Regions from separate parts of the Mus musculus genome. Here region 1 is linked to region 2. The links are chromatin loops, found by intact Hi-C in ENCODE. Cell type or tissue: left cerebral cortex. All regions are shown on one strand. Links, peaks and the distances in the headings refer to the core of each region. The heading gives the core; the rest is flanking DNA. Region 1 has its middle 36 kb from the start of Gm38542. Region 2 has its middle 170 kb from the start of Gm36288.

Evidence for each region. Hi-C counts contacts between places; a loop is a spot of excess contacts. Peaks named below come from ENCODE experiments on the same cell type or tissue, not always from the same donor. Only the 100,000 strongest peaks of a DNase experiment are listed, where the experiment ranks them.
Region 1: it touches region 2 in a loop (2.5-fold over the local background); 2 of 42 quality-filtered maps call a loop at or near these places.

Annotation. Positions count from the first base shown.
Region 1 is chr3:78,892,284-78,908,826 of GRCm38, reverse strand. It overlaps the pseudogene Gm5277. Among named protein-coding and RNA genes, the nearest start is that of Gm38542, 36 kb to the left of the region's middle. In left cerebral cortex, for the core only: no CTCF peak of the experiment used is centred there; DNase peaks (open chromatin) are centred at 6,887 and 9,228.
Region 2 is chr3:78,572,875-78,589,417 of GRCm38, reverse strand. No RefSeq gene overlaps it. Among named protein-coding and RNA genes, the nearest start is that of Gm36288, 170 kb to the right of the region's middle. In left cerebral cortex, for the core only: a CTCF peak has its summit at 7,291 (motif pointing right); a DNase peak (open chromatin) is centred at 7,306.

The DNA of each region.
Region 1 (16,543 bases), core at 6,777-10,776, 320 kb before region 2:
TGGATGGATGCAGATGGAATTACAGAGTCATATTTTATCTGTTGGATTCTGTCCCAATTATGAGCTTAGTCACCACAGAGAGTTCAGAGACAGCAGAGATGGAGGCAGGAAGGAGATGCAGTTTGAAGGGATTCATAGTCCTCAGCAGGATAGGCTTTCTTATGCTCTCAGCAACAGAGACCATGTGATGTTCCCTAAGCATGAATTGTATTCTCTGCAGACTTTCCTGCTGGTGCAGCTGGGGTGGGAAGGGATGGAGGTGGAGAATGGCTGATTTTGAGGCTGTAATTATGTCAGGGCTAGAAACAGAATTGAAATGACCCAGATGGTTAGCCTAATGAAGCTGATCCAAAATTTATGCCACAAGGAGTCAGAACCATACTTCTCTCCCTGTGTGCATGTGAGAGTGTGCATGATTGATTTCTTTGGTGTGTGTGTGTGTGTGTGTGTGTGTGTGTGTGTGTGTGTGTGTATGTGGGTGCAGTTGAAGGGATGGGAATGGGTCTGCAGGGCCAAGATGGAGGTACACTGGGAAGTATCACAACCAATCTGAGCCTTTTGCTTTGGTGATTTGGCCTCAGGCAGACCTGCTCCCTCTCACTTTCTCCAAGATGTAAACTCCTTTTCCTGTGGCTTTGCAAATACAACGTATCTCCTGGGAGAGAACTCTTCCCTCAGGATAAGATGCTGGAGGCAGACCACGCAGAGCGAGGGGCATCGATGCTTATGTTCTAGGGCTCTGGTCCAAATCTTCATCTTGAATGAGAACCACAGGTCACATGCTCCGTAGTCACCTGTCTACGGACTGTGGTTGCCAGCAGGGACAGAGCTATGACCAGCACTGCAGATGCTATGATCTTTTAATTAAAGAACTTAATATATGTAAATCTAGAGAACAGTGCTTGGTGCGTGGTACATATCAATTAACTGTCCATTGTTACTCTATTATCCATTCAGCACATTGGCTGCTCACTTTCCTGAGCTCTCACTTCAAAGGCATTTCTTTAAGGAACTCAAAAAACCATGGCGTTCTAGTGAGGTGAGAAAGGAGACAGTCTTGAGAATAGATTATGACAATGTGTCATCTTAGATAATTGAGAAGGGGCCTTAGTTTTCTCATGTGATGCTGTGGAGGGTCCCTGGAATGCTCCTGTCAGAAGAGACAAATGCTTATAAAACAGTCTGCCGCAGTCATCGCCATTGAAGAGCGGTCATCAAAACAAGAGGCAGTTTACATTTGTCACTCTGGCTGATCCTCTTAGGTCACATTTTAATTTGGCTTTTACAGGAAACTGAAATTCATGACATATAAGGAATCTGTTAAAACAGTATTTCCTTCCCCTTGTTGAGTACGTCACCTGTGACATGTTCTCTGTATACCATGGCTATACCATGAGATATGTTACTGTTATCCTGATCTGTTGCTGAGCCAGCCAGCTGTGGCTCAGAGATGTTCGGTGATTCAGGATCACATAGCCAGGGAGCACTGAAACGAGGACTGGAACTCTTTGTCTCCCAGCTCCTGCTATTAAACTAGGGCTGCCTTGCGAGACAGACTTGCTATTAAGCTGGATTGGTTCTAATCCTACTTGAATGAGTCCAAGATGCACTTGCTTGATAATAAATCCTATTGGTACTATTCAAGAGCTAAGGGAATAAAATGTGTCCTGGGGAAAACAATACTTCAAGAAGCACAGCTTGCCATATGTGCGGAGCAGGAGAAATTAAGTGAGAAGAAAACCAAATTGATGAGGGTTTTCAAAGATACAGGGATATAAACAATCTAAATTAGAGACATGATGTGGTATTGGCTACAGAGTGTGTGATTGTGGGGGTGGGGTGATGAGGGACATTTAAATAGACTGAGCTCTTGTTTGACAAGAGGAAGAAACACGCTCACATGGCTTTGCTCTCTGAGGTGCAGGGTGGTGTTGAGAATGTCAGGGTGGGGCAGGGGGTTCTCATTCTCCCTCGGTTACTGGGCACTGCCCCATGTATTCTTTGCACTGTATCCATAGCCTTATGTATAGGGAGAGATCAGCTTGGGAAATATATTGGAAATGGGTGGTGGTGGTGGCTGAATTTGTTCCTTTAGTTGCAGTATGAACTTCCTGGCTCATGTTCAGCTCCACGGCCTTCTGTTGATGGATTGTTCAAAATGGAACTCTATGTCTCTCGGGCTAGACAGCACCAGGGAGCTCTGGCACAGCCTCTCTTCGCATTGTAAAGCTCCCAGCAAGTTGTTCCACCTTACTGAACCTTGCAGACGGCAGGGAGCCCCTACCCCTGAGGATCTTGGGAGGAATGGCCAATAAACATGAATGTAGGTGCAATACCCATGCTAAGTAAATGTGGTCAATGCCTTGATGGACAGTGACATTAATGCCATGGACAGTGGTGTACCTACACAGTCTGCTAACTCTCTTTCAGTTCGACAGAACCAGGGACTTGGGATAGGTTTTCAGGTGAAAACACAGTTATACGACAAAGCAGATCATATCAGGGGTCACACTTCAGGGACGGTAGACAAACTCGGGGAGCCAGGAATGAACAGCCATCACTAACCCAGTCTTTGGGGCTCTGACATCTGCAGTAGATTACATGTGCCTCAATGTCCTGCCCCTGCAAGCCACTTCCTCAGATGCCAAATGCCATCCAGCCTTTATATTTCTAAGCAAATTTGATTTCCCAAGGAAATATCACACTGGAAATGCAAACTAGACAGGTTGTTTTAGCTCAGCCTGATTCAAACAAATCTTCGAAGCTACTGGCTGCCCTCAACTCCGAAATGGATCTGAAAGCTGCTGCTGCAGCAGCAGCAGGGAGATTTGGGGTTCATGTTATTACTTCTTCTTTACATTAGTCCTATCCCACAGTGGCTTTGGGCTGCTAGGCTGGCTTCCATAAATGTTTTTTGCATTGGTACTAATTACAAAACCTTCCTTAGTGGGATGATAGTCTATCCTTGGCATACAAAAGGGAGACTGGTTACATACAGCCACATGGTTTTCCTTCCTTCTCTCCCTTCCTCTTTCTCCTCCTGTGATTACAGGTCTCATTCACTTCTGAAATAGAGTTTGAATTACGTAGAAGATAGGAAGTTTCAAATTAGGATGAAGAACAATGTTATTTTTGTATTGAAGACAGACCCCTGGCCTAATCCCCAAAGCCAGAATATAGCTGCTTCTGGAAGCAGTCTTGGTCTGGTTTCCATGACACCACACTCTTGGTGTATTGTCTACTTCCTTGCTTGTATCTTTCAGTTTCTTTGTGCAACTTTCTGCTGGATCTCTAAAATTTGGATGGATTGTGTCAGTGCCTAGTCCTTTACTCTCTTTTCTTTTTGAGCTGTCTCTCATGGAATATTGGAAGAATGTTAAATATTGATCTCTTCAATTTATATTTTGACCCCAGCCCCTGCCTTGATGTTTTGGACTGACATATCCAACTGTCGACCAAATTCTGTACTCAGATAGTGAATCAGAATTTTCAAGCAGACACATCTCAGACTGCACCTTTGAATTCTCTGCTTAAGCTTGCTTCTTTCCAGGCTCTTCTGCCATTCTTCCTGACAACACCTCCCAACTGGCTGTTCTTGACAAATACTTAGGGTTATTCCAACTTCTGTTTTACCTTCATGTTCTTTGCCCCCCCCCCCTGTAGAAAAGAGTCAGTACTTCACATCATTTAAACTGCTACCAGAATGATCCAAATCAGGCTTTCCTCTCATGTGAACTGTGTGCCGGTGACTTCACATTACGATATCTCGGCCCCAGTCAGGCCTCTGAGAGGAAGCTTCTTATTGACTGATGTTGTTTCAGATTGGAAAGGATTAAAGATGGAGGAAGAACTTGAAACCAGTTCTTCGTGGCGCTAAAAACAGCTAAATTGGGAGTGTCTTTAATAACCTCATCTAATTATTCAAATTAGAAAGGGTTTAATTTAAGACTCTTCTAATCATGGCTAATAATTATGTACTGCCATATGCTGAACCTGATTCTAGGAGCCTTACATAATTTAGATTAATGAATCTTATAATTCATTGAGCTATCATTAGTTTTCCATCACTACAAAGAAACACCCAGGATGATCAACAGAGAAAGGTTTTGTTCTGGTTTATGGTTTTGGATGTTCAGGCCATGATCAGATGGCTCCATTGTTTGGCCTGTGGAGAGGTATCATATTGGGATTGTGGAGAGCAGCAGATTTGTTAACTTCATAGTCAAGGGGCAAAACGGGGAGAGTAGAGGGCTCAGGTCTGTGTTGACTAAGATTGTTGACTAATGGGATCTAAAATCAGACAGTAGAGCAGCCTCTGGACAAGCCTGTGAGGAACGATGTAGACTAGGTTAACCTCGGGATATGCCTGTAAAGGGTCATCTAGATTAATTTAACTCATGTAGGGAGATCTATACATTGCTAGTGTTCTGGAGTGAATACAACAAAGATAATGAGAGCTGAGTACAAATATTTATAACACTCTGCTTCCTGCTTGTGGGTACAATGTGGCCAACTACCTTGGCCATGACTTCCCAACCATGATGGGCTGAACCCTTAAACTGTGGGTCCAGAATAAACCTCAAGTTTGCTTTTCTGTTTACTTGGTAGGCTGAGCCTTCAACACATGAGCACTGGACCCTTCAGGATCCAAGCCAGGCATTTGCTGCTGCTTTTGACACTTAAGAAAGCCAAGGCAGAGGTGCTTGGTAGCTCGCCCAAGCTCGTACAACCAGGAGGCAGTGGAGTCCAATTCAAACCCAGCCTCTAAAAGTGTGCTGTTTATGCTGAGCTCCTGTAGAAGCCATGGGTTTCTGGATGGCCCATTCCGTCTGACTGGGCACTTTGTTTCCTTTTGGATGGCAGTTACTTAATCTAGTTAATGAATTTAATATGACAATAAAATTATTATTTTATCCATTGTATCTCTGGTACGGCTAAGAGAAGAATTACAAAAGTGTGTAGATTTCTTCTACATGCACGCTACTTGGGGGCCGGAGCTTTTGAATTTTAGGACATATTTATCCCAGGGGCAGACTAAAAATGAACTCCCAAATTGTCTCAAATATTTCCTATTTGAAAACATTTTCCCAAAAGACTCTACCCTGAGTTCTGCTATGGGAAGCAACAAATCCTATCATGTCCCAAAGGGGTCGTTTGCAGTTTGAAAAATGGCCAGCCTCTCTCTTGTGCACCTGTGCTGCGTTGCCTAGATTTATTTAGTTGGCAAAAATCTTCAGAAAGGATTAGTGATATAAAAGTGAGTTTTGAAGAACTGAAAGAACTTTGAATATTGAGAAAAATATTTCACCCATGCCAGAGTCATATTGTATGGGGAGAAAGAAAGGCAAGGGCTTTCTTTCCTATTTAATTTAACAATTGTGATGCTAATCTTCGTCTCTTTGTGTCTCCCAAGGAAGCGCTATAGATTCCATCTGGGTAATCTGTTATGTACCACCAGCTAGACACAGAGCTCTTTTCCCCTTCACTTAGTGACAGCTCCCCCTCCTCCTTCATCTTTGTGAATAATTTTCTTGATAAGGAACTCATTATCATTATTGATTAAACTTTGCCACCTCAGTCTGATGTTGCAAAGACTTGGCTCGTTTTAATCTGTCTCAAGGCCATGTTTTATCCTTACTGTGTTTGAACTCATCCCTAGGTTGTGTTTGCCCGATGCTAATGCAAAGATTGAGGACTCTCTGAAGGCTCTTTCTGACTGACACAGAAAGTGTTTGGAAATATATGGATAAGCCTCAAGACTTGCAGACAGAACACAGTGACAATTTCTCTGTGACTGTTGTGTTCAAGCTTGACTCATAAACCAAGGAAGGGAATACATTTGTATAGTAAAACCTCTAATCTACTTATATGCATTAATGCTAGGGGGATTTTTCCCATTAGTTCAGCCTTTGAATATTTCATATTCTATTTTTTCTGCAGTGATCTCCTGACCTCTACAAATATCAACATTGTTAGATTTTGGTGACTTCAAAGTTCATTACCTTTCTGTGTCTCTCTGTCTCTGTCTCTGTCTCTGTCTCTGTCTCTGTCTCTGTCTCTCTCTGTCTCTCTCTCTCTCTCTGTGTATGTGTGTGTGTAACTCAGGCTGGCTTCCCATTCAAGACTAGTCTTCCTTCCTTAAGTTTCTGAATGCTGGAATTGTAAGGCATGCACAACTAGTTCCGTTTATGACATGCTTTGACTATGATGCTGTTGTAGATAACATTTTATTTGGAATTAGTTTCACAATTACAAGGGTATGAAAGAATACAACAGCAAACCCCACTGTATTTTCCCCATCATTAGCCTTCCTACTGCATGTCTGCATTGATACTAACTGAAATGACCTTTTTTTTCCTTCTTTGAGTCCTTGCTCCTTTACCTGCTAAGAATATAGAAGTTCGTACTGGAACCCAAGGGTTTGCCTGGACACTAATGAGACATGGGGCTTGACTAGGGGCAGGGGTCATTATTGGAGGAAAAGAAGGAATCTCTGCAGCCCCTGTGTGCCAGCTATGCAACTCTACTTCCACAGACCTCTAGGAACAGTGCTCCAGCTACACTGGTCTCCTTTGAACCCTTCTGAATGCCTCATTTTACAAATAAGATTGCATCTGCTTCTGCTTGCAGGCTGCTGATAAAATAGCAGAGTTTCTCTTTAATGGCTGGTAATGATGCCAAAGATCCAGTCAATTGCCAACGCACCCCTTTGGGACACTGCATGGAACTGGGAAGGAGGGCTCTGAATGCTGTGGATGACTGCAGACCTGTCTGAGTAGGTTTCTGAGGTCTCCCCATCAACTCACAGGTCACACTGGCTGGCACATTGTCAGTGAACTGGCAGGCTGCCAGGCTTCTCAGCAGTGTTCATGAGCCCCGAAGAGGGCAGAGCCTGGCGGTCTTACCTGGCCTGGAAGGGAAAAATGAGTAATGTGATTTGAATTGGCAAAAAGTCATGATTTTCACTTTAAAAAAAGGATCTTTTCTTCTTGAGCTGAGGCCAATTGAAATGCCTGAGATTGGGCCTTTTCACTGGGACAAGAACAATGGGATCAATTTTCAGTAGAAAAAAAAGAGATGACAGCTGACGTAATGAGCTGTTAAGGGCAAAGTTTGAAATTAGATATCACAGCTTAAGTAGTGCTGTGATTCCAGCTCCCCCCAACCGCTTTGCTTTGTCCAGTCTCTCATTAAAGAAATAAAACAAAACAAAGGCTTCTTGGCTACAAAATGGAAGACGATCTTTAATCCTGGAGCCTCTCTGCAATTTGAACTATTGCCTTCTGATTCCTATAGAGATAAAGAAGAGAAGTGGACTCTTCGGAGCGGAGTGTAGAAGTGCTGATAAGGAGGGAGGAAGACGCCATGGCTGGGCTGAGAGAATCTGCAGCTGTATTTTATCCTGTTTTCACCAAGCTGCAGAATAGAGGCAGGGGGCTTTCCACTTTAGATTTAATTTTTAGTGCAAATAATAAAAGGAAAGCCAAGCGGGTAGACTGCTCATCACCTTCTGGAGTCAGAAGAAGAGTGTGTCTTTAAATGTTAAGACCACATTATTTATGCGTTTCACTTTGGAGTTCAAGAGCGCGGGAGGGGGGAATGGCAGAGGAAGCAGCCTCTTCACACAGCTGGCTTCCTCTGCAATAGGTCACATCTGTCAGGCAGCAGCACGCCATTGTTATTCCTGGAAATGGCAGCATCTGGGAAATGGGATATATATATATATGGAAAACAACTTTTAGGCAACCTTCTACCCCAACTTCTTTTTTTTTTTAATTAGGTATTTATTTCATTTACATTTCCAATGCTAACCCAAAAGTACCCCCCACGCTCCCCCCACCCACCCACTCCCACTTCTTGGCCTTGTACTGAGGCAGATAAAGTTTACAGGACCAATGGGCCTCTCTTACCACTGATGGCCGACTAGGCCATCTTCTGATACATATGCAGCTAGAGACACGAGCTCTGGGGGGTACTGGGTAGTTCATATTGTTGTTCCACCTATAGGGTTGCAGATCTCTTTAGCTCCTTGGGTACTTTCTCTAGCTCCTCCATTGGGAGCCCTGTGATCCATCCAATAGCTGACTGTGAGCATCCACTTCTGTGTTTGCTAGGCCCCGGCATAGTCTCACAAGAGACAGCTACCCCAACTTCTTAATCCAGATTATGGTTGTGTAGGAGTTCTAGGATCTAGGATCCATCCACAGCTGTTCTGCAATGATGACCTAGTCCTGGAATTCATTGCTGGTGCCCTTAAAGTAACTTCAAGCCTTCGTGTCTGTGATTTTCCTATTCAGTGTTCCCTGGATTGCCATATAAAATGAATCCATCCAGATATAAGAGAATTAACAGTTGTTTCATTTTCTGGCAACCATGGCTGGCTAGCTCCTTGGTCAGAGGACACACACTAACCTGGGCATTATGAAGAAGTTGTTAAGTGTCCTGCCCTGAGAATCTGCATGGCTTTCTTTGTGACGTCTCCCAAAGTCTCTCTTCACTATGGACGTTTTAAGTAAAATGTACTGGAGCTTCCTAGCTTCAGCAGTGAAAGGAGTTGAGTATTGTCTGAGTACGGAGAAGAGTCGGACATTCTAGTGCTGGGGAGGTTGGAAGACACACCGCCAGGGACCCATGTGGCAGGAGTTCAGATGCAAGCCATAACGTGATTCTAATTGCAGACTCTAGTGTCAAGCTCCTGATTCATGTTCCTGGGACAGGAAATCAGATTGTTCCAACTTGGATCAGGGATTCCCTTGAGGACCTGTCAACTGTGAGGGAGGTTGAGGGAAGTCACATGGTTTAGATATGGCTATTGTTCAACCTTCCCACGGGTATGGAAAGTCTTAACAGAGAGTGGAAACCTTTAGAGACAGAAAGCCCCTTAAGAGTCTATTGTACCCGACTGCTCTGTATATATAATGGAAGCAATTTGTAATTTAAATCCCAGCGGACACTAGACTCTACTGAATCCTGAGAATGTGGCGGATTCTCCCCCTCTCCCCCCTTTGGAATAGATGAGACATTTGGCTATAAGAAACAGGCTTTAGAAGAAGGCTTGGGAAGCCTAAGAATGAGAAAAAGGACCAAAATACCTTTGTGACTAAAACAGTAATTAGGAGGTGGCTGGGGACTGGCTTGGGGGAAATCCTAGCTCTAAAGAGGAAGTCAAGAATTCATGAGAGTGTTGCTATGGTTTTTATTTTATTTTGCTGGATGGTGCGGTGCTGACCATAACACTTCCATCCCTCCCCAAAGCTTCGCAGACATCTGATCTCTCTCAGCTTGTTGCTATTTCAAGCAGAGGAGTTGATGCTTGTGTTAGTCAGCTCTCTGCACTATAACAAATACATGAGCCAATCAACTTACAAAGAAGACACTTTCCTTTGCTTCAGGGGTTTCAGCCCAGACAAGACTGTCCCATATTGTTTTGGGCCTGCACAGCAGGAAACACATGACAAAATCACTCACCTAAAGGTTTCGGCAAAAGGACAGTAGGAGTTGGGTCCCAGTTAGCTCCTTTGAGAACATGTCCTCACATAACTTAAAGACTTCACTCTAGGCTTTACTTCTTAAGAGAAGTTCTACTTTCCAATAGCATCAGTGTGTTGTCATGGTCGGGGTGTGGACACCCCAGATCCGACTGTAACCATAGTTGCAGTAATAAAGGGTATAAGTTAAAGAACCTGTAGTGGCTATTCCTGGTTGTCAACTTGCCTATATCTGGAATGAATTACAATCCAGAATTGGAAGGCTCACCAGTAACCCTAATCTGGAGGCTGGGAGATAGAAGTTTCTGACCTGGATTTTGGTATGGAGATCTTGAGGCATAGTGGCCATGGATTCCAGAAGATTAAGACAGGGAGATCTCCAAGTTCAAGGTCATATGGGATTAAAGATGTGATGGCATACACCTTTAATCTGGGCTATACCTTCTGCTGGAGACTACATAAAGACATTGGAAGAAGGAACGCTTTCTCTTCTTCGCCTGCTTGCCATGTGGGACTGAACAACTGCTAGACCCTTGGACTTCCATTCACAGTTGCTACTGACCATTGTTGGGAGTTGGACTGCAGACTCTAAGTCATCAATAAATTCCTTTACTATATAGAGACTACCCGTAGGTTCTGTGACTCTAGAGAACCCTGATTAATACAGAAATTGGTACCAGCATAGTGGGGCCTTCCTGTGATAAACTGACCGTGTTTTGGGGAGGACTGTGGAAGGACTTTGGAACTTTGGGGTAGAAGATCCATTCGGTGTTAAGAGCTCTGTCGGATGTTGTGTAGGAGCTTGGAAGATAATTTTGAGAACGGTGCAGAAGATGGAGACCTGGCTTATGTAATTTCAGAGGGAAGATGAAAGACTGTTATCAGGGCCATTGCTATTTTGATTGTGAAGATTCTGTAGTTCTGGTTAGCTGGGAGTGAAGAATGAGCTGTGATTAACAAGATACCAGAACTACTAGAGTGAAACTTTTGCATTACTGGGACTATTGATGCTAGTTAGCTGGAGCTAAGAAATTAGCAGTGATTAAGAAAAGACCAGCATCATTGAGGTGAAATCTTCTGGAAAGTGTTTCCTGAAAGCACAAAGAGGCTGTATTCCAGAGATAGCCAAGGTTGTACCTTGTGTTGCAGTGGGACTTGGTAATGTATAAGAGTCACCCAGGAGGTACTGGTTTTGAGGGCACTAAGGGGTCATGGAGAGCAGCTGAGGCTCTGCACTGTGAGAGGCCATGGAAGGCCATTGGTGAAGGTGCAGCCTCAGTTGCAATTGATGGCCCAGGACTGAAGGGGTCATGCAAAGAAGTTGAGGCTTGGCACCATGAAGAGAGCCCATGAGAGGCTATTGGTGAAGCCTAGTTACAGCGGATGCCAGCCGTGTTTTGGAGATGCCAGTACCATGAGATGACCACCAAGAACAGCAGCAGCAGTGGAGTACAGGCAGCTAGAGCCTAGAATACAAGGTGTGTGCCACAAAGGGCAGGGCTGAAGAAGTGACCCCAAGCCCTTAGATGAGCCCGGAAGATCTTGAGTTGGATCCCAGACATTGGACTGTTGGAACCTGATTTTGCTTTTGATTGTGACTATGCCCTGATATTTCCCCCTCTTTAAGGAAAAAGAGTATTTTAGTGGAACCCACAGTTAAGAGACTTGTAATTGTAAAAAGATTTTGGATTTTAAAAGAGATCTGGATATTTTAAAGGGATTGAAATTTTAGTATATAAGGGTTTGCAGACTGTGGGACTTTTAAAGTTATTTAGATCTTGGGGATGAATAAGAAAGTAAGGGTTGAGGCTTAATAGTGATGTGTTTGTGTGTCAAGTTGACAAGGGGTCAATTGTACTGGCTGGTTTTGTATGTCAACTTGACATAGGCTGGAATTAGCATCAACAAAGGAGCTTCATTTGGAGAAGTGCCTCCATGAGATCCAGCTGTGGGGCATTTTCTCAATTAGTAATCAAGTGGGAAGGGCCCCTTGTGGGTGGTGCCATCCCTGGGCTGGTAGTCCTGGGTTCTATAAGAGAGCAGGCTGAGCAAGCCAGGGGAGGCAAGCCAGTTAAGAACATCCCTCCATGGCTTCTGCATCAGCTCTTGCTTCCTGACCTGCTTGAGTTCCAGTCCTGACTTCCTGTAGTTATGAACAGCAGTTTGGAGGTGTAAGCTGAATAAATCCTTTTCTCCCCAACTTGCTTCTTGGTCATGATGTTTTATGCAGGAATAGAAACCCTGACTAAGACAGAACCTTTCAGCCCAATTGATGGGGCTCATAAGGGACTTGGTGCCAGGGGCAATTAGTAGAACTAACGTCTTTTCAGCTTCTTTTCTCCCAATAAGAAAACTGTTCAGCAAGCACCCGAGATTCCTGGAATGCCATCCCCTTCTTAGTAAGGCATCTCAGTGCCTAAGCCTTCAGCCAATGACCTTTTCCTACCCTGGATATTCCTACCCCCTTCCCCAAACTACCCAACCCTCGGTTCACCCTGAATAAAGTGTATGTACAGAAGCTGTTTTGTTAAATACCATCCGAGAGAGTCTTGTCTTTTTTTTTTTTCATTAGATATTTTCTTTATTTATATTTCAAATGTTATCTATCCCCTTTCCTGGTTTCCCCTCTGAAAACCCCCTATCTCTTCCCCCTCCCCCTGCTCACTAACCCATCCACTACCCTACATTGAGGCATAGAGCCTTCACAGAACCAAGGGCCTCTCCTCCTATTGATGACTGACAAGGGCATCCTCTGCTATATATGCAGCTGGAGCCATGGGTCCCTCCATGTGTACTCTTTGGATGGTGGTTTATATTGTTGTTCCTCCTATGGGGCTGCATACCCCTTCAGCTCTTTGGGTCCTTTCTCTAGCTCTTTCATTGGGGACCCTGTGCTCAGTCCAATGGTTGGCTGAGAGCATCCACCTCTATATTTGTTAGGCACTGGAAGAGCCCCCCTGAGAGAGCCATTTCATTGAACATTGTCTAAAAGAGTTTTAGCAATGAAGAACTGTAACACAAAAATCTCCAGAGGGACTCTGTGCTTCCTCACCTGGTGTGTACCGGAGTCCAGACACACCAAGGGAAGACATGAACCTTGGAACTCGGTTCCGCTGTGTTGGCCTCAGTTTCTGCCTCACCACTGGGATATTGGGATGCCCACATGTCCCCCAGGGAAGGCAAAATGCAGGGATATTAGGCTGTGTGTCTGCCTCACCACTGGGGACTAGGACACTGCCGGAAGTTCACTTAGGGAAGGCAGAATGTAATCTACTATAAGGGTCCCAGTCCGTGTTCTTTCGGATGAGAAACAGATCTGGGATGGGTAGTGTGGTTCTCAATCTCCTAGACACTGGCTGGGAAACACAAAGAGTTGAGAACGGTGGTTCCTATCCTTCTGTGTACCCCGTTGCCACTGGGGACTGTGAGAAGTTGGGAATGAGGGTCCACAGGCCAGTGCTGAACCAAGGAAGAGGTAGAATACTGTTTGCCTCTGAGTGAGTGCCAAAGTACAGAGGGGCTGGGAGAGAGGCCTTCTCTGGGAGATCTAGACACAGCTCTTTACAACGAAGGCCTCCCCCGACCCTCAACATGAGGAGACTGAGATGAGTCGGTCCTTGCTTATCCAAAGTGTTTTATTCATGGCAGATGAGAATGCACACATACTACTCAGGGTGAAATAGCGATTAGATACTTTTTGCAGGCATGCCCAGGAAAGGAAGCTCATTGGCTGAACACTCGGGGCCTATCTAAATACCTCATTAGCACAGAGAACTCTAGGTGTTTATACTATGACCGGTTGTCATGGTCCTTTTAGTGGGGTGCCATGGTTACCGTTTCAGGACAGGTAGTCTGGCCAGGAGCTGATTCTAATGCCTACTGTTTTCAATTGCAAGATTGACTGGGGCTTTTGAATCTGCTTCGACCTCACCAGTTCTTCTGTCTGGTGGCATGGTTCTGCTTGCTCCACACCACTTCATCCTTCTCTGTTCGGTGTGCAGCAGCGCCTGGACACCGTGAGGGAGGAAGTAGAAAAACGGAGCCCCAAGTAACCACTCTTCTCTCCCTTTCTGAGGAATCCCAAAACATTGGCTGAAGGCAGCCTGTTTTCTTCTAGGCTAGGGGGATGAGGTAGGTAGACTAAAACATTTGAATCCCCAAAGGCAGGCACATTCGAGATGAATTTAGGAAGAGAAGACCAAAGAACGAGGAACTCTTTTTTCTTTCAGACTTGTATAGATTAATCGTCCAAAGTGATGAGTATCACAGCATGTTTGTCCATGCTCACAATGTCTTTGCTCACATTCACCTGCTCTATTACCCTTTTTTATCCCTTCTCTCCTCTTTCCTTGTCTATACTCCTCATAGTCCCACATGCTTTTACATCTATTTACCCCTCCAATGCCCAATTCCACAGATGAGAGAAAACCGTGACTATTTGTTAAGTCTGGTTTATTTCACGTAACACAATGAGTTTCAGTTCCTCCAAATGGCACAACACCATTTTTATTTATTGCTGAATAATTCCTTATTACATGCCACCTTTTCTTTATTCTTTGATGGACAGCTAGGCTTTTCCTGACGTGGGCACTGTGAATAGTACCCCATAAGCTGCAATGTGTAAGTTTCTCTATTATACGTTGACTTTGATCACACTTATGTTATACCTGGATCATACAGTAGTTTTAATATTTTGAGGAATCACCATACTGATTTTCATAGTGACTGGACTAGTTTACACTCCTACAAGCCATGTTGTAAAAGTTTCTGTAAGAACCATTTGGTTCTTGAAAAACAGAAAAGTGGAGAAAATTTTAGCTGGTCATTTAAAGGTTTCACGTTGAAACCAAACCATTACAGTGCCAAGATGATGCTGGAGCTGTGTAAGCTTCAAAACGTGGACTTGATTTCTCTTGTTTGTAGGACCTCGCCATCTGAGAACTTATACAGTGATCCGCCAACATGTAGCTTGTATTATATCACCTCAGACTGAAGGATCCGTTTTACAATGAAGGAGACAAATAGGCTCATGACCATGGGACTGAATTGTTCTTTAACATCCCACACCATACATAATATCCTTGTCAAAGATATATGATATGGAACGGATCTTTAAACACTCAGCTCAGGTGCCAGCTTGAGGATGAAGTCCTCATAGCATAAGGTTTGGTCACGATTAGCCACGAAGTAGAGCAGCATCTTCAGAGGAAGACTTGTTAAGAACAACTCATCATGGTGGCTTTTCCTTTTGTTTCAGCTCAAACTTCATGTTGCAAATTGAGTGTGCATTCCTGGTTTTTACTTTCATCTTTCAAATGTGGGCTCCACGACCTTAGATTGAACATGCTCAGGAATGGACCCTTAGGTCAACACACTTAGAAATGGCCAACCCCTATATGAACTCACCTGGGCCCCTTGAATAAAACCCTCTTTTGTTAGAGGAGAGTGTTGCTTTCAAAGGGACTTACCTGCTGCAGGTCATCCGTCTTTCCCACCCTTTTATATCTCACCTGTGCTGACTTGGCTTTGGTCTTAGCAAGACGTGAGCCTATTGTGTTGGGTTGTGTCAAATACCACATGGTAACTGTAGCCTACTGATTCTATTAAACCATAGCTCTCTCTATCTTTTCCTCTCCCTTTTCACAGAACATTTAATGAAAGTTGGGTGGACCACAGGGGAGAGATTATGTCACACAGCCAACAGTCTTAAAACAAATTTCAGAAATGTTCTACAGACTTATTTGAGCTATCTCACCACCTTGGGATTTCTCAATGGCCACAACATTTTACAAAATTCTTTGGCCCATTGCCCATATACTTAATCCCCCTCCACTGTTACTCCTTTTTTGTCCCGTGTTCCACCCTTTTCTCTCCAGTGGACTCTGAGAGGCCAGATTCTTCTCTATTGTGCTAAAAGTTCCTGAAGAACTCTCCCCTAAATTCCTCTCTAAGCCCATTCTTTTATACCCAGGACCTCAGACAGGTTGTGGTTTTGTAGTTACAGTGTTTAGTCTAACTAAAGGATCTAACCATGTAGCCTAGACTGCCTTTGAGCACTCTGTCCTCCTGCCTCCTTCCCAACTGCTTGCATTGTAGGCATGCACCATGTCCAGCTGCAAACAAAGGTTCTTTGTTCTCCCAGCTTCTGTAATTTTCCATACTGATCCTTTTCATCAGAAGACACAGAAAAACTCACATTTTCCACTCTAGCTATCACCTGGTCACTGTGGACTTCATAGTTTAAGAGACCAGTAGATAAGAGAGTCAATGTATGGACAGGAATCATTGGTCAGTAAGACGAGGCTGCCTGGCTCCCACATTGCAACAGGTGAAGAATAACATACCTGTGCAGAGCATGCCTGAGGCATCATTTGACACTTGGCTGCTCAATGTTAATTGTGTAATGACAGTTGCACAAATGCAGTGACCCCCGACTGGAAGGGGGCTTGTGCTGGTGTTGAGGTGCCTAGAGGATGAGGGTCTAGTTTGCCTTGAGAAATAAGCTGTTTAGAGTGCTTAGGTCTCAAGTTGACCTAAGATGTTCTCCCAAAACCAACTTTGTTCTTTTGTAAGTTTTCCCCAGTTCAAAATCTGGATTTTTTTTTTCCTGGTGGGGCAAAATTGTTGCCTGATGCAAGATGCAAGTGTGAGTAAAGGTGACTGTGAAGGCTGGACTTAGTGGTGGCTGTGGTGAGTTTCTCAGCTGTTATTTTAAGGGAGAGTCATGAGCTGCCTGGATGCTAGGAAACATGGCTTCTCCAGTTGATTTGCAGCTGAGTAACTCTGAGCAAGTAGAGGCCCCTTTATCTAACTTCTGCCCCTCACTGGTCTGTGTTGGCAGGCATGCAAAGATTAAGAGTTTAAAGAATGACCATCTCGCTCTTCCTGTAAGCAGTGAGAGGTCACCTGCCGAGATGGTTCGCTATTCTCTTGACCCAGAAAACTCCACAAAATCATGCAAATCAAGAAGTACAAACCTTCGTGCTCACTTTAAGAACACCCGGAAAACTGCCCATGCCATCAAGGATATGCATATCTGCAAAGCCACCAAGTAT
Region 2 (16,543 bases), core at 5,757-9,756:
ATGAACCATAGTCATAACAACATAGTGGCCATATCTTGTAATGAAAATTCAAAGAACAATAGGAATAAAATCACGTTGGCTTCTGTGTTCTTCCTTAAAAGCAAATAAAATTCACAGGGGAAGACTGAGGAAAATGTGAGTAGGTCACACACATGTGCAGGAAGGGAGGAGTTTTATCTTCCCAACTACCATTCTAAACAAGTATTTATGTGTGTCCAAGCCATATTGCCTTGCCACATAGTTGTAATTTTCTGCTCTGCAATACAAGGATTGTGGTTTGATAGGTTCTTCAGACATACTCGTGTTGGAAGCTTGGCACCCTGTAAGGTGATGTTAAGAAATGGTGGGGATTGATGTGAGGTGACTAGGTTCTTGAATGGTAATGGAAAGTGTACTGTACATAGCTTTTGACACCTCAGTGAATAAAGATTTGATCTTATTTCAAAATTGGGTCTTTATTTCCTTCTAAGAATTCTAATACATAAGCATAAATAAATGTTTATGAAATGTGCATGTTTTTCTCATAATGATCTTTTTAATATCAATTTAATTCCACAATAGAATTCCATAAGAGAATGCTTTAGACTATTTTCTGTTGCTATAATGTAACACTAGAGGATGGGCTGTTTGTAGGTTCATTTAGCTCACATTTGTGGAGATCCAAATGTATGGCTACATCTTAGCATCACAGATGACATTAGGGTAGTAGCATGGGTAAAGGGAGGTTCAGAAAGACAGGAAGATAGAGCCTGGGAATTTGCAAGTTCTCTTTCTGGGACAATTCATTCATGGGAGCTAGTCAGGGTCCCACAAGAAGTACATTAATGTCTTCTGTGGGAAGTTGCCTTGGTGATTTAATTATCTCATACTAACCTTACTTCTTAATTTCTAATATCTATAAGAATCTTCACAATGCAATCAAGATTCCAATACAGAAAACTCTGGGGAACATATTTGAACCATATCCACACTATAGCAGAGAACTGAGACATTTGGCTTACATTTCAGGTTTACATGTCATAGTGTACAGTTGCTGGAATATATGTGAAGCACAGTGTAGTTTTGTATAAAATCATCAAATGATATCATTTTTTATTTCTACCACCAATAATTGGCAGTTCTTGTTGCCTTATATCTTCAGCTCTTGGTATTATCAGGGTTCCAGGCATTTTAGTAGGTGTGTATTTGCTTCTCCTTCTTTTGCTTTCATTGTGTGTGTGTAAAACTTTTTAAAACTTCATGTTCCTTTTAACATCTAATCTCTTGTTCAGTGACTCAGTTTTAATCAGGTTTTCTTATTGTTGAATGTGAAAAGTTGTTTGTATGTTTTGGTCTGTTCTACTCATTGAAAATGTTTTTTTTTTTTTTTCCCAATCTAGTGCCACAGCATTTTTTTCCCTCACCATAGTATAATGATAATAATATAAAGAATATTTTGTTTTAGAATTTGTGTCATATTTATATGAATTGATAAACAATGTACTCTTTTTAATGTTTCCCTAGAAGAAAATAATTCATTCAATTGATCTTGAACGGAATAATGGAATACATTAATTTACTATTTCACACAATCTTGACAGCAGACAATTTTTTAAATTTAATTCTTCTATTTTGTTTTTGTTTCAGACATGCTAAAGGGAAAATTTGTCAGAAGTCAGATTAGAGCAACTTGTATTTTTAGAGTCGTGTGTTCCCTTGTAGAGATAGAAACAGGTATCACTATAGAAATGACTTGGGAACATTACTTGGGAAGGGAAGGGCACCTCCTTGTGCTGTGTGTGTGTGTGTGTGTGTGTGTGTGTGTGTGTGAAACCTGGTAAAATCCCTGCAAGTTTCTGCTGTCCTTGCATTCATGGGTTGCTGGTCAGGAGAATGAGGTCTAATGCCTCTGACTATTATAGCCTTCACAATCTTGTAAGGAAAAGATTTGTTCAAATCCACAGAGCCTCTTGGCATTCTTCATTTTACTCATCATGCCCTCCCTATTGAAACGCAACTCCAGACAACCCTGTCAAGGCCTCTCCCTTGATAATATTCACAGAATATTCACTAGAAAAAAAATGGAAGAATTTTTTCTTTCACTTTTGTGTATCTGGCTCCTTATTTTCCATCTACCAGATTAAACATGACCTTCTTAGAGTGAGCCTTCCCCAGAGTCCCAAAATCTATCTTAGGTTCCCCACTCCCACAATATAATCAATCCATCACTTGGATTCCTTAGGTTTATCACTTACAAAATTCTGAAGTGGTTTTACCTGCTTACCTGTGCTTTGTTTATTTCCCATTCCTTGCCCCACACTGTGTGGCATGAGCTTTGTGAGGACAGTGACTCAGTTGTCTTTACATAAGTGTCTCCCACATTGTTTGTAAGAGTGTATGTATGGAGTGAGGGATCCAATGGTCCCAGTGAATGTTCAGTGTTTGGGCATACCAAATGGCATCAGGATGAGGGTCCTTAAGAAAGACATTTCCTGAAGAAGTAACATTTGTGAAGAAGTCTTTTGAGGCAGTTCCATGTCTGGGATGGATGGAGGTTTCTGATGAGGCAGGGGTTTTGGATGTAATTAGTCATGATAAATGCATACTTACCACTAATTACCGAGATTGCTTCTTAAGCACAGCTGACTTCCCATTATTTTCTTTTCATCCTTGAATAGGCTGCTCATTTCTCCTCTTCTCACCCCACACATTATTTCCTGTTTCTCCCAAAGCTGTTTGCAGAGTGGAAAATAACATCTTTGCTTCCTATTTCATTTCTCTCTCCCAAGACATATTTAAAAATTCTACTCATTGTGGAGAGTTCACTTACTAGCCCATATAGGGTTCACAGGTTAAAAATACAAGAATATGAAAATTAAAAATGTTCCAGATTAACAATTTACCTATCAACCACAATTATCTTGTATATATTCTTTTATCAAGGCAGCATTTTTGCTTTTAGTGCAGGGAACAGAACCCAGGGTTTTGCACATACTAAGTAAATGCTCTTCCACTGAGCAACATTCCTGGCTTGAGACAAGAATTGCACTGTGTGAGTGGGATAGGTATGTATGACCAAGAGTCCATTCACTTGGGGACTTCTAGTGAAGAGGCTTTAATATAGTGAATAATAGCTTTGGAAACAGCTGGAAAGGCCAGCGCTATTGAACATCATGCATGAGAGTTTGAAATATAAGCCATGAAGCCATAGAACTAGAAATAAACGGGAAATTTTCTTGACTTTGGTCCTGGTCGTTATTTTTGGATGTGTTATCATAAACACAGGGAACAAAAGAATCAAAAATAGAAGGCGAGCTAAAAGTTTCTGCACCACAAAGGTAACACTCAACAAAGTGAAAAGGCCACTTATAGAGTGAGAAAAAATCATTGTAAAACACATACAAGGTAGGGATGGAGGTGGAGTATGATCTCTAAAAGTTTGTGTTGGAAGCTTTGCTTTCAGGGCAGTGGTGTGGAAGTGTTGGTAACTAAGTCTTAAAGCCTAGACAAATGGTTAGGTCATGTGCATTATAATGTCTTTGTTAGGGCAGAGTCCTATTCTTAAGGAGTGAGGGAGCTCTTGAGAAAGGGAGTTATCAGGAAAGAAAGTACTTGACTACTGGACCCTTTTGTGGCTGTCTCATTCACCTTGTTATGACTGTTTTTGCATGTGCTCTAGCCATTTGATGCCATCTACAAGAAGTCCTCACTAGAGTCCAGCAGGGCCAGTGCCACATTCTTCAAGCTCCAGAACTGTGAGCTTCATAAATTTCTTCTTTTTTTCACCATCCAGATTTTTGTCATTTTGTTATTCAACAGAAAATAAAACAGTGTACTATATATTATAAAGAATTAATATTTAAGCATACTATGAGCTCCTATAACCTGATAGCAGAAAGTCAAAGTAACCTTATAAAAATGGATAAAGCTGAATATGGATATTTACAAATAAGATGTTGCAGTGGTGGAGGTCTATGAATAGATGCCCAATGTCTACTGATTATCAAGAAGATGCAAACAACACAGTGGTAAAATATCAACTCATTCTTGGTAGAGGGCTATGTTTGTGAAACCAAAAGGTAAATGTTGGTAAAGATGTGCTAATGAAGGAAGTAGGATGCTATTGGTAGGAACTTCAGTTGTTTCTACAACTATGAGAAATAGTATAGAGATTAACCAAACACTTTAAAAAGGCAAAGTATTTGATTCACACATCTATCTCCAAGGTTCAATGGAAGTAAAACAAGACCTTGAGCAAATATGTGCAATCCCTTGTTAATGAAGCATTATTCACAACAACCAAGATATAGAAGCAACCTAAATATCCCTTGACTGATGGGAGAGGAAATGAGGTATATTTATGTGGTGGGTCATTATTTACCTTGACAAAGGAAGATATCCCGACACTTATAACAACACAGAGGAACCTAGAGGACATTGGGATAACAGAAGTGAAATGGACAGAGACAAATTCTACACAATGAACCTAAAGTAGTCCAACTTACCAAAGCAGGGGGACGATGCTGGTTTCCAGGAGCAGAGGGCAGTAGAGATAGGGAGGTGTGATCAAAGGACTTGCTTTGGTTAGACAAGAGAAGTAAGCAATTGTGCAGGAAGCTCACTATTCAACATGATACCTATCGATAAAAAAATATGTTTAAAATTTGATGAGATGAGAGACTCTGTGCTAAGCAGTCTTTCTTATCATACCAATAATATACAAATAAGATAGGACGCAACCTTTGGAGGTAGTAGACAAGCTTATGGCAGAAGGTAATCAAGATGCTTATCTTGAAACTGAAACTTATCCAGGTGCTTGTCCTCTTTTCTGAGATGGAGTTTTATATAACCCAGGATGTCTCTGAATATGCTATATGTGGCTGAAGATAACCTTGAACTCTTGATCCTCCTGCCTCCATCTCCTCAAGAGGAGAATTCCACGGGGGAGGGAACCAACATACTTTTCCTCACACCCCAATAAAGCACTTTAAAACAGTGCTTCACTAATATGGAATTTGCTTATCTTCATTGATAGGTGTCATTGCTGTTTTATAACAAATAACAAAGAGCTATTTGAGTGGTGTTCTCAGGTGATTAAATAAAAAAACAGTGGAGCTTTAAACTAAAATCTCTCTGTAAAACCCTCTACAGCTTGTTGAACAATATAAGGAGCGTGAGCCCTATACGTGGTTATTTGAAGTAATTACTCATTCACCGGCTTCTGACTGAAAGTTTAGGCAATTTTATTTAAAAAAATAAAACTTGTATACAACACAAATGGGCCCAGTGTTTTCAATTCTTTGCCTGTTCTTTGGCCTCTAGATTCATGGGTCCTCTGAGAGCCTATAGCACACACAGCCTGTTGCATTAGTGGGTCTGCCATTCAGACTGCATCTGGCAAGTGCTTCTGCCAAAGGGAATTTCAGCACATGGGGGTTGCTGCAGGCTGTTAAGCTACCTATTTGTAAGAGCTTTCTGAAGTCATTTTCGTTTCATCCACATTGCCAGAGGCGGCTAATCCTTTAGTTTCTGTATTGTTTTTCTAGTCTTAGAATGACACTTTCACACAATGCCTGCCCAAAATATAGCAATCTCCTGTGATTTTTACTCTGATTCTTTCTTGGTGATGTTGCAAGAGAAGCTGGCACATGGGAAGCCTACCTACTAACATAGGAGCTAGTGTAGGTGGAGTTTGTTTCAACGAAATGGCCCATAGGCTTTTAAGAATCATTACATCATCTGTAGCTGTTTGCTCCAGTTTAGTGAGAAAAACTGAACTCGAGTCGTTCTTTTAAGAAAAGAGTATTTTACATCATTTAACTTAATTGTATGCATGCTCTCTCTTACCCATGTGTCCAATGGTGTATGTGTAGAGGATAGAGGAGAAATTGGAGAAGTTGGTTTTTCCTTTTACTGTGTAAGGTAGAATACAGGTTTCTTTACTTCAGTAGTTGCCTTTACCAGCTGAGCCATCTCTCTAGCCCTCACCTTTAGTCATTTTTCTATATATTCACTAAGCACCCATCAACATTTCAATTTTTGTTTGCTTCTTTCCTCTATTCTAGATGCTTCATTCTATAAATGATAAACCCTGAGCTGTCTTTTTCAGTGCAAGGTGTCTGTGGCCTCTTAGAGCACACACTATGTAGTCAAGTAGACACTTCAAATGTTTACTCCACGAGAGATTGGGTTATACAACATATTTATGATTATTGTGAGAATGTCTACTTTTCTGCAAGAAGAAAGGACCACCAGTATCCTACAGAGAACTGCTTCCTAAACTTTCTTGGATGTCTGAGTTACCTGAGGGGCTTGTTAAAGCACTGGCTTTAAGAGAGGTAGGGCAGGGCTGGAACTCAGTGTGCTAATGAGCCCCTGTACTGTGTTCACTGCTGTTACCCATGCTGGAACAACCAATCACTGTAAACCTCTCAGACAGCTATTAATAGCTTAACTGGCCTTCCATCAGTGATTTGCTAGCCACCTCCAGACAACACATTTTTGTGTCTACTCAGCATGGGGCACACAGCATGGGTACTCCTCTGAGAAACAACTCAATTGTAAGTTATTGCCTTCAGTTTAGAAGACCTGTCCTTGTGGCTTCTGATTTAGGACTCATCATTGATATCGCCATTCATTTTCTCTGTGTCATCCTCTTAATACAAATGGTACATCTCTCCTGTCAGCAGGCACTCAAGTCTGGCAGTCTACATTATTGTCAGCTGTTTTGAAGGACTTTCCAAAATAAAACTTGTGAGTGTCTGACATAGCTCATGTTCTAGGTCAGATGATTCTTGAAATATCCTGCTAGATGTCAAAAAAAAATGTCCACAGGTATTTGAGAGTAATGTCAATGTGAAAAAAGGGACTCGTAGAGGCAAGTCTCATATTCAGAGCAGTTCCTACGCCCTGGGATGGATGTGCCCAATCTGTAGCTATCTTCAGAGCTTAGTGTGAGGAACTGGGAGAAAGTGCAGGGGAAGGAGTTAGCTTGGCTATAGGAAAAGAGCTCATAAAGAAAGTAACAGAACACTTGAATTATAAATAGTTACATTACTGTTACCTTAAAGTGAACCAAGTACCACACAATTTGGGCATATACAATTTCCAATTAGGCAAAAGAATGCTTTTTATGATGAGTTATGAACCAATTGGAAGTCTGAGTTTTATCACTAGCCCCATCCATAATTTAGGCTACTTACTAACCCCTTATAGTTTTAATTTTTTTATTAAAAATATTTTCATGTGTATGAGTGTTTTGCCTGCCTGCTTGCATGTCTAAACATCACACACATTCAATGCCTAACAAGGCCAATAGAGGGTGGCAAATCCCTGGGACTGGAGTTATAGAGGCTTGTGAGTCATATCGTGGGTTCTGGGAGTCAAATCAGTGTTCTCTGGTAGGAAGGCCAGTGCTCTTAACCACTGAACCATTTATAATTCATTGTTAATAGAAGAACAAAAGCTCCAATCATGAAACTCCAGTGAGGCTTTTCCTAGCTTTAAAAAATAATTGAGTATTTTCTAACTCCTATCAATCCTCTTTTCACAGCTATCTACTAGTTAGGCAGTTTTAATCTTTCCTTGTTTTGATTTTTATTACACTTTCATAATCTTTTCTTTCCTTAATTTACTTATCTTGTACTTAGTTAGGTTATAATATTTCCTTTTGAAAACATTTCATCATCACATAGCATTTATTCAGTACTTCCTCCTTTTGTTTTTAATATAAAATTCATGAGATTGGATAATGAGTGTGTGTGTGTGTGTGTGTGTGTGTGTGTGTGTGTGTGTGTGCCTGTGTGTTGTGGCACAGGAGATGGATCCCTGGGCCTCATGCATGCCAGACAAGCTCTGTATCATTGAACCACACCCCTGTGCTTCTTTTTGTGTTTAATGAGCTTAGATGAATTGTCTTACATCCTCAGGAACAAGCAAGTTTTTGCACAGTGAATGTAGAGGACAAAGCTGTAGTTTTCTCAGACTTACTGTTTGAGGGCTTTCTCTAATGCCAGAACCAAATATAGAAAATATGGCCTTTCTCTGTGTACATGCCCTCAACCTGAGAACCCATCATTAGACTTGTTCGATTTGGACCCTTTCCAGCAGACATCTGCCTGCTGTGAATTCCTGTGGTTTGAAAGGAGACTGTTGCTGACATTTCTGTCATGCTCCAAGTCTTATACTGCCCCCTCAACACACTCTCCCTCTGCAGACATTCCAGTCTTACTAATTACTTCACTCAGAAGATAAGTGAAGCTTAGGAAGCTCTTACAGTCACCGTAATTCCCCATGTCTTAAAGTCACCGTAAGTCCCCATGTCTTTAAGTCCTCATGTCCCACTACTTTTGAAGGCTGTAAATTTATGCAGGTTTGGAATTTCTTGTTTATATTCTAGATACTCTGCCAATATTTTGCTTTTAATGATGCTTATTTATTTATTTATTTATTTATTTATTTATTTATTTTGGTATGTGCCTCTCTGTGTGTGTGTGTGCTTGTGCCTATGGAGGCTAGAAGAAGGAGATAAATCCCTGAAGATGAAGTTCCAGCTATTGTGAACCTTCTGATGTGAATGCTGGGAAATAAACTCTTGATCTTCAAGGCCAGCAAGGACTCTCAACTGTTCAATCATCTCCTGATCCCTTCTGTACTTACCAAAGCACAGAGTTATTTAGTATCTCTGTGATGTGTAGAAGTTCAATTTAACTTCTATTAGATTCCAGCTACTCTGAAACATAGAGAATGTCATTATATTGCTTAGATTTTTATGACACAAAATCAAGAAAAAATGGTATATCATAGAAGCAAAATTTTAAAGGTTGATGGAAAAAAATGTAAAAATCCAAGAATATGCAGAATTTAGTGTGATCCTCCGGAGACTTTGCTTTACTGCCCAGCTTTCAGTGCATTGCTCAGGCTGTTGTGACTCTTCAATATTACCTAACTTGTAAAAATGTATCCCTTTATCTGAATTAGCATATGTAAATATGCAAATTTGCATATAAGTGTATACATATCTGTGATGTAACTATATTTGTAAACTGTGTATTTTGGGGCAAGTTGTAGAAGAACCAGTGTGCTTCATACTTCCAATCTTGTTTTAAACTACAGTATAATGGCATCTTTCAAATAGTCCCCCATTTCTTGCCAGGTAAAATAAGCAAGACCAAATAAACTGACCCATCTGGAAAAGGGAAAATACATTTAGCATTTAAGAAGCATTGTTTGCTTTGAAATGGGAGCCAATGCACCAGCTTTTCAGAAGGCTTTATGAATCTAAACCTCATGCAATGATGCATTTCAACTTGTTGAATAGTCTTTCGATATGAGATAGATCAGCCAGTGTTGATAGAGGATGGCGACTCTATGGTATACATTACACAGGGATGAGAAAACATCACCCAAATTTTGTATTACTTTTGCAAACTGTACTAGCTGGTTTTGTGTGTCAACTTGACACACTTGGAGTTATCACAGAAAAAGGAGCTTCCGTTGAGGAAATGCCTCCATGAGATACAACTGTAAGGCATTTTCTCAATTAATGGTCAAGGGGTCAAGCCCTTTTGGGTGGGACTATCTCTGGGCTGGTAGTCTTGGTTCTATAAGAGAGCAGGCTGAGCAAGCCATGGGAAGCAAGCCAGTAAAGAACATCCCTCCATGGCTTCTGCATCAGCTCCTGCTTTCTGACCTGCTTGAGTTCCATTCCTGACTTCCTTTGGTCATGAACAGCAGTATAGAAGTGTAAGCTGAATAAACCCTTTCCTCTCCAACTTGCCTCTTGGTCATGATGTTTGTGCAGGACATCTGCCCAGGGTCTTCTAGCTTTCATAGTCTCTGGTGAGATGTCTGGTATAATCCTTATAGGTTTGCTTCTAAATGTTACTTGTCCTTTTTCCCTTCCTACTTTTAATATTTTTCTTTGTTTTGTGCATTTGGTGTTTTGACTATTATGTGACAGGAGGAATTTCTTTTCTGGTCCAATCTATTTGGAGTTCTGTAGGCTTTTTGTATGTTCATGTGCGTCTCTTTCTTTAGGTTAAGGAAGGTTTCTTCTATAATTTTGTTGAAGATATTTGCTGGCCCTTTAAGTTGGGAATCTTTACTCTCTTCTATACCTATTATCCTTAGGTTTGGTCTTCATATTTTGTCCTGGATCTCCTGGATGTTTTGGGTTAGAATCTTTTTGCATTTTGCATTTTCTTTGACTGTTGTGTCAATGTTTTCTATGGTATCTTCTGGACCTGAGAATCTCTCTTCTATCTTTTGCATTCTGTTGGTGATGTTTGCATCTATGACTCCTGATCTCTTTCTTAGGTTTTCTATCTGCAGTGTTGTCTCTCTTTGTTATTTCTTTATTTTTTCTATTTCCATTTTTAGATCCCAGATTTATTTTTCAGTTCCTTCACCTGTTTCATTTTGTTTTCCTATAATTCTTTAAGGGATTTTTGTGTTTCCTCTTAAAAAGCTTCTACCTGTTTACCTGTGTTCCTATTTTTTCTTTAAGGGAGTTATTTATTTCCTTCTTAAAGTTCTCTATCATCATCATGAGATGCATTTTTAAATCATACTCTTGCTTTTCTGTTGTGGTGGGGAATCCACACCTTTTTTTTTTTTTCATGGTAGAACTGTGTTCTGAGGATGTCAAGTAGCCTTGGTTTCTGTTTCTTATGTTCTTGCTCTTACCTCTCGCCATCTGGTTATCTCTGGTGTTAGATCATCTTGTTGTCTCTGACTGTGGCTTGTCCTTCCTATATGCTTGTGTTTCAGTACTCTTGGGAGACCAGTTCTCTCTGGGAGGAATTTCGGTATGGGGAAAGGTGGCACATGGTCAAGTATGGGGTGCAGACAGAAACCAGAAGAATCCTGGAGCAGGATCCTTGCTTCCTGTGTCCTGAGGGCTCTGGGAAGGTCCCTGTGAGCAGAATTGGTGATCTTACCTGTGCTCACAGGCTTGTCTGCACTCCTGGAAGGCCACCTCTCTCTTGGTGTTATTTGTGTATAGGGTGCTGTGGTACAGGATCATCTCCTGTCTCAGACAGAAACTGGAAGCTGAATCTGTGTTTTTATACTCATAGATTAATGCTACTCTCACTCATTAAAGAATTTCCTTTGTGTAGTGCATGGTAGTCAAAACTTGTCAATGGTACAGAGAATAAATCATAAGTGGAACATCAAAACTACATCTGCTCCATAAGAGATGGATCCCCAGGTGGGATAGTCTCTGGGTGGCCTTTCCATCAGTCTCTGCTCCACACTTTGTCTCAATATTGATGCCCCAGTGTAGGGGAATGCCAGGGTGGGAGGACAGGAATGGAGGAGCACCCTCATAGAAGCCGGGGGGGGGGATGGGATAGGGGGTTTCTGAAGGGGAGATCTGGAAAGGGGTAACCATTTGAAATGTAAATAAAGAAAACATTCAATTCATCCTCCCCCCCAAAATCCAACCAACCAACCAACCAACCAAAACCCACCAAAACTACATCTGCATTGCCTTTTCTGGCATCAATGGGAAGGGAGGCCCTTGGTTCTGTGGAGGCTTTATACCCCACTGTAAGGGATGCTAGAGTGGTCAGGTGGAAATGGGGATGGGGAGAGCACCCTCATAGAGGAAAAGGGGAGGGGATGGTATTGGGGAGTTTGTGGAGGGGAGACCAGGAAGGGGGACGATATTTGAAATGTAAATAAATAAAATAACAAACAAATGAAAAAACAAAAAAATGCCACATCTGCTACCTCCAAGTCTCAGGGAACATCTCAGCAGGGGAGGGAGAGGGAAGATTGAAGAAATTGGGAAAGACTGGGTGAAACAATTCCTGGACTGTGTTCATGACCTCACAGCAGCTATGGCTACTGAAATAAGACCTGTATAAGATCAAACCATGCAACATTTCAGCATGGGTTTGGGAGGGGCTCACTCTTAGCAGAAGAGCAAGTGATAGTAGATGGCTACTAGCAGGAGTGTCAGGTTTTTTTTTTTTTTTTTGGATATGGCCCATGCCAGGTTGACCAAGCATCAGTGGATGGCTTCATAACTATGTATAGATGATATCACTAATTGGACCCAATGAGTTAAAAAAAAAAGAAAGAGGACATGAATTTGAGAGGATGGCATGGAGTATCCAGAAGTACATGGATGAGGAACAGTGAAGGTTAAAATGTCAAGAGGGAGGTAGAACCTGCTGAGACCACCTCCAGTACATAGGCATTGCCTCTTGTCAAGTGATAAGGCTACCCACCTACGCACCACAAAGTTTTTAACCCAGAAATATTTCTGTCCAAAAAAAGAACAGGGACAAAAAATGGAACAGAGACAGAAGGAAGAGTCAACCAGTGACTGCCTCACCTAGGGATCTATCATGTCTGCAGACACCAAACCCAAAATGTTGCCGTGGTCAAGAGGTGCTTGCTGACAGGAACCTAGTGTCACTGTTCCTAGGAAGGTCTGGCTTGGAGCCAACCATCAGACTGAACTCAGGGAACCTCATGGGGGAGATGGCCGAAGGACTGGAGAAGCAGAGGGGGATTGCAACCCCATTGGAAAAACAACACAGGCTGGTCTGACCACTCAGTTCTCCCAGAGTCTAGACCACCAATCAAGGATTGTACCTGGAGGAATCCATGGCTCCAGATACATTTATAGCAGAGGATGGCCTTGCCTGACAACAGAGGGAGAGGAGGCCCTGGTCCTGGGGAAGTTTGATGCTCCAGCATAGGGGATGCTGGAACGGTGGGGTAGGAGAGTGTGGGTGGGTGAGAGAGCACTCTCATACAGGCAAAGGGGAGGGGGGAGGGTAGATGTGGGGTGGGGGGTTGCTGGAGGGGGTAACCAGGAATGAGATGTAAATAAATGGAATGATTAATAAAAATAATAATGGCATCCCACAATATCCAGGAGTAGGAAAGTACTGAAAAAAAAATAGAGTTACAAACATGGAATCAAAATTTTAAAATGTCCAAAATATATTTTATTCATGTATGAAATTCTCAAAGAGTAATAGTTTTAAAAGGCAACAGAGTTTATCTTCTCTCTCTCTCTCCTCCCCCATCTTAAATAGTGCCTAAAACAGGCCTTCTTATAATTTAGATTTTGATTCAATACATACAGAAGAGGTGACATAGGCTTGGAACAGTTCTTTATTTGAAGGGTGGCCTTCTGTGCTTGTATACAGTGTGAAGCTATCTGTCTTCTTCCTCTTCCTCACAGGGCTTAACAGTGAGCATCCACACTGGGAGGGCTGTGTTTAAGTAAATGCTAAAGGGACCTTTACTGCAACTTTAGAACACTCTATTAGAATTGATCATTCCAATGATTTTAAACGTAAGATGCCTGGCAGAGGCCCTGGAAAGCCACAAAATTTATCAGAAAACAAGCAAATCACACAGATCTGCAGCAGAGAGGCCTGGTCTTCTGCTGAGGAGAGATAAGATTGATTGCTCCAACCTTTCACATACTTTCTCGGGAAGAGGAAAACAAAAGGAGGTGTTTGGGGGAGATTGTGTGCATGTGCAGGTGGGGACTTTCACTGAGAAGGGAAATCAGTGAGAGGACTCTAGGGAGGAGGAAGTGGCAGATGGCATACTGAGTAAACAAGGCCTCTTGTCACTTGTCACAGCCTCTGTGATTATCTCCATGCCTTGCTTGCCATAATTAGAAAAGAAAAAGAAAAAAAGGCTTTTCTCCTTTTTGGAAAAAGTTCTTATTTCTCAAACACCTGCTGTAACAAGCAGGCTGTACTTATTGATTAACATTGCATGGGTTTCCACCTCACTTCTCTTCTGTGAGACTCTTCATTGTAGTTATGTTTGTAAATTGATCACATACTCACTCAAAAATTTGACTCAATCAATCTAAATTGAGCATAATGCTATAGTATATATTTTGATTAAATGGTTATAACAAATGCTTGAGAAATAAAGGGGAGCATGGGAATATATTTTTAAAATACTACTTAAAAAAAAGAAACCCTAAATATTGCAGAATATAGAATCTTAAAGCTATAAAAGGAATCAGCTAGGATTTGTGTGTAGCCAGAAGACTTTGCCCTCTGGAGGAAGAATAATCTATGCACCCTAAAATTGTAATTCCACGAAGCAAGGTGATCATAAAGTTACCTGAATTGAATCAATATCTTAATTTTCAAATACATTATAAATGTCTAGGAGATATATGTTTAGGGAAATTATTTTAAAGACATATTTGTAATGCAGTCCCAAAGACATATATCAGAGTTATCACATAAATTGTTAGATGGAAAAGTGATAATTAAATCTAGTTCAGACACTTCTTTCCATTAAATAAAGTAGGAAACATCAATTCTCGAAGTGCATTTACTTCTGTTACTTAGGAAAACTGCTGAGAAGCACATCACATAGCAGATAACAACCTGAGTCTGAGATTCTCTTGGACTTTGAGCCAAATTACAGCCCGGTCATTGCACAGCTCAGTGACTTTGTGCAAGTTCCTAAGCTGCACAGGCAACCCCCGTGTTCTCTGAAAAACTGGCACAGAAGCAATTGAAGCCTCATGAAGCTTAACTGGGCTAATGCAAGTGATGTATTTAATATGATACCTGGCCATACTAGCTCTTAAATAATTGCTTTGTTCTTAATATAATATTTAATAGTGTTATGGACAGTTTACTTGCTATGCAGCATAACTTTTGTATCTTCCAAAATTGAAGCTTTACACGTGGGAGATAAATTGTGTATTTCTTTTATTTTTTGAGCTTCTAATTGTATCATTTTCTCCTTCCCTTTCCTCCTTCTGAACCCTTCCATATAAATTTCTTTGCTACCAAATTCATGGCCTCTTGTTTCACTAGTTGTTGTTACATATGTATATACATATATATTTCTAAATATATAAATACACCCTGTTCCATCTATAAATTGTTACTTGTATGTATGTTTTTAAGGATGGATATTCAGTATTGAATAACCAACTGGGTTATTCCTGGGGAGGACTATTTCTTCAACTCTCAGTATTCCTTAGTGACCTGTAGTTCTTTATGTAGGATTGAGGCCTTGTGCTCTTTTCTCTCATCTATTTGGGAATGTTTATTATTGTTTTATTTGTTTAGCATGTGTTTAATCAGTCCTGTTAGTGATACTTTCTTGGGTTAGTGTTTGACTTTCTTAGAAAGACTGTGGTGGCTTGAGTATATTTGTCCCAGGGAGTGGCACTATTAGGAGGTGTGGTCTTGTTGGAGTAGGTGTGGCCTTGTTTGAGGAAGTGTGTCACTGTGAGTGTGGGCTTTGAGATCCTCTTCCTAGCTGCCTATGAGACAGTCTTTTTCTGTTGGCCTTTACAAGATGTAGAAGCCTTAACTCCTCCAGCACCATGCTTGCCTAGACACTGCCATACTTCCCACCATAATGATAATGGAGAAAGCCTCTGAACCTGTAAGTCAGGCTGAATGAAATGTTTTACTTCATAAGAGATTCAGTTGTCATGGTTTTCTTCACAGCAGTGAAAACCCTATCAAAGACAGAAGTTGGAGCAAGACATTAATCTATGGATATAGCAGATTTTCCTAAGGAGTCATTTTGTTGCTACATTTCTTTAGCAGAATAATATTATATTTCCCCATAGATCCATGGCCTCTCTAGCCTCAGGTTGTAAGCCACCTGGGAAGTACAGATATGGTGTGGGATAAAGTGGGCATAGGGGAAAGAGGGGGAAGGGAGAGAGCCCACGTCCAGCCAGAACTCCTATGATCCTATGCTCCTAAGCTCTTGGCAGGCAGATGCAGGAGGCCTGCCAGATGCTTTCTACTCAGCCTGGGTGGGCATCTAAGCCACTGACCCCATTTGGCAGGGGCTGGACGAGGTGCAGCCCCTGATACCAGGGGCCCCGGGGCAACACCCTCAGTCCCGGAGTTACAGGAGAAAGGGCAGAGGGAGAGAGCTTCCCACACAGGTGAGAGTCCTAAGTCCAGTCCATGGCCGAGGCATAGGAAGGCCTTCTGTTGGGAGATTAGAAACAGCTGATTAGGGGAAAGCCTATCCGATCGTCAAACACAGTGGGCCTTGATGAACAGAGACAGTCTATGGTTTTAGAGCTTTATTGTAGAAATTCAGGGAGAAAGAGAGAAGTTAAAAGAGAGAGAGACTGTCCATGGCCAAGAGGAGAGAAGGGGAAAAAGGAAAGAGAGAAGAAAGGCTAGAGTAAGAGGTTAGAGAGAGAGAGAGTGAGGAGAGAGAGAGTAAGAGAGTGAGAGTAGAGAGTGAGGTGGGGCCAAACAGCCCCTCTTATGGTAGGCTGTTATCTTACTGTTGCTAGGTAACTGGGAGGAGTCTAGCCTGAAGATCAGAAGCTTGGGACATTGTATGCATGACTACTACCCACAGCTTCTCCTGTGGGGCTGTGGGGGTGGTAACTTCGAAAGGAGCAAGGAGTCCAGGAGACATGAGGGAACACCTTCTCTCCCATGTAGGTGAATTATCACCACTGGGTTCCATCGAGGTTCCACCTTTCAACTCGACTGGAGACCAGACTGTCTGTGCATAGTCCAATGCCCCAAAGTATGGGTTCCATTTCATGGAGTGAGCCTTAATTCCA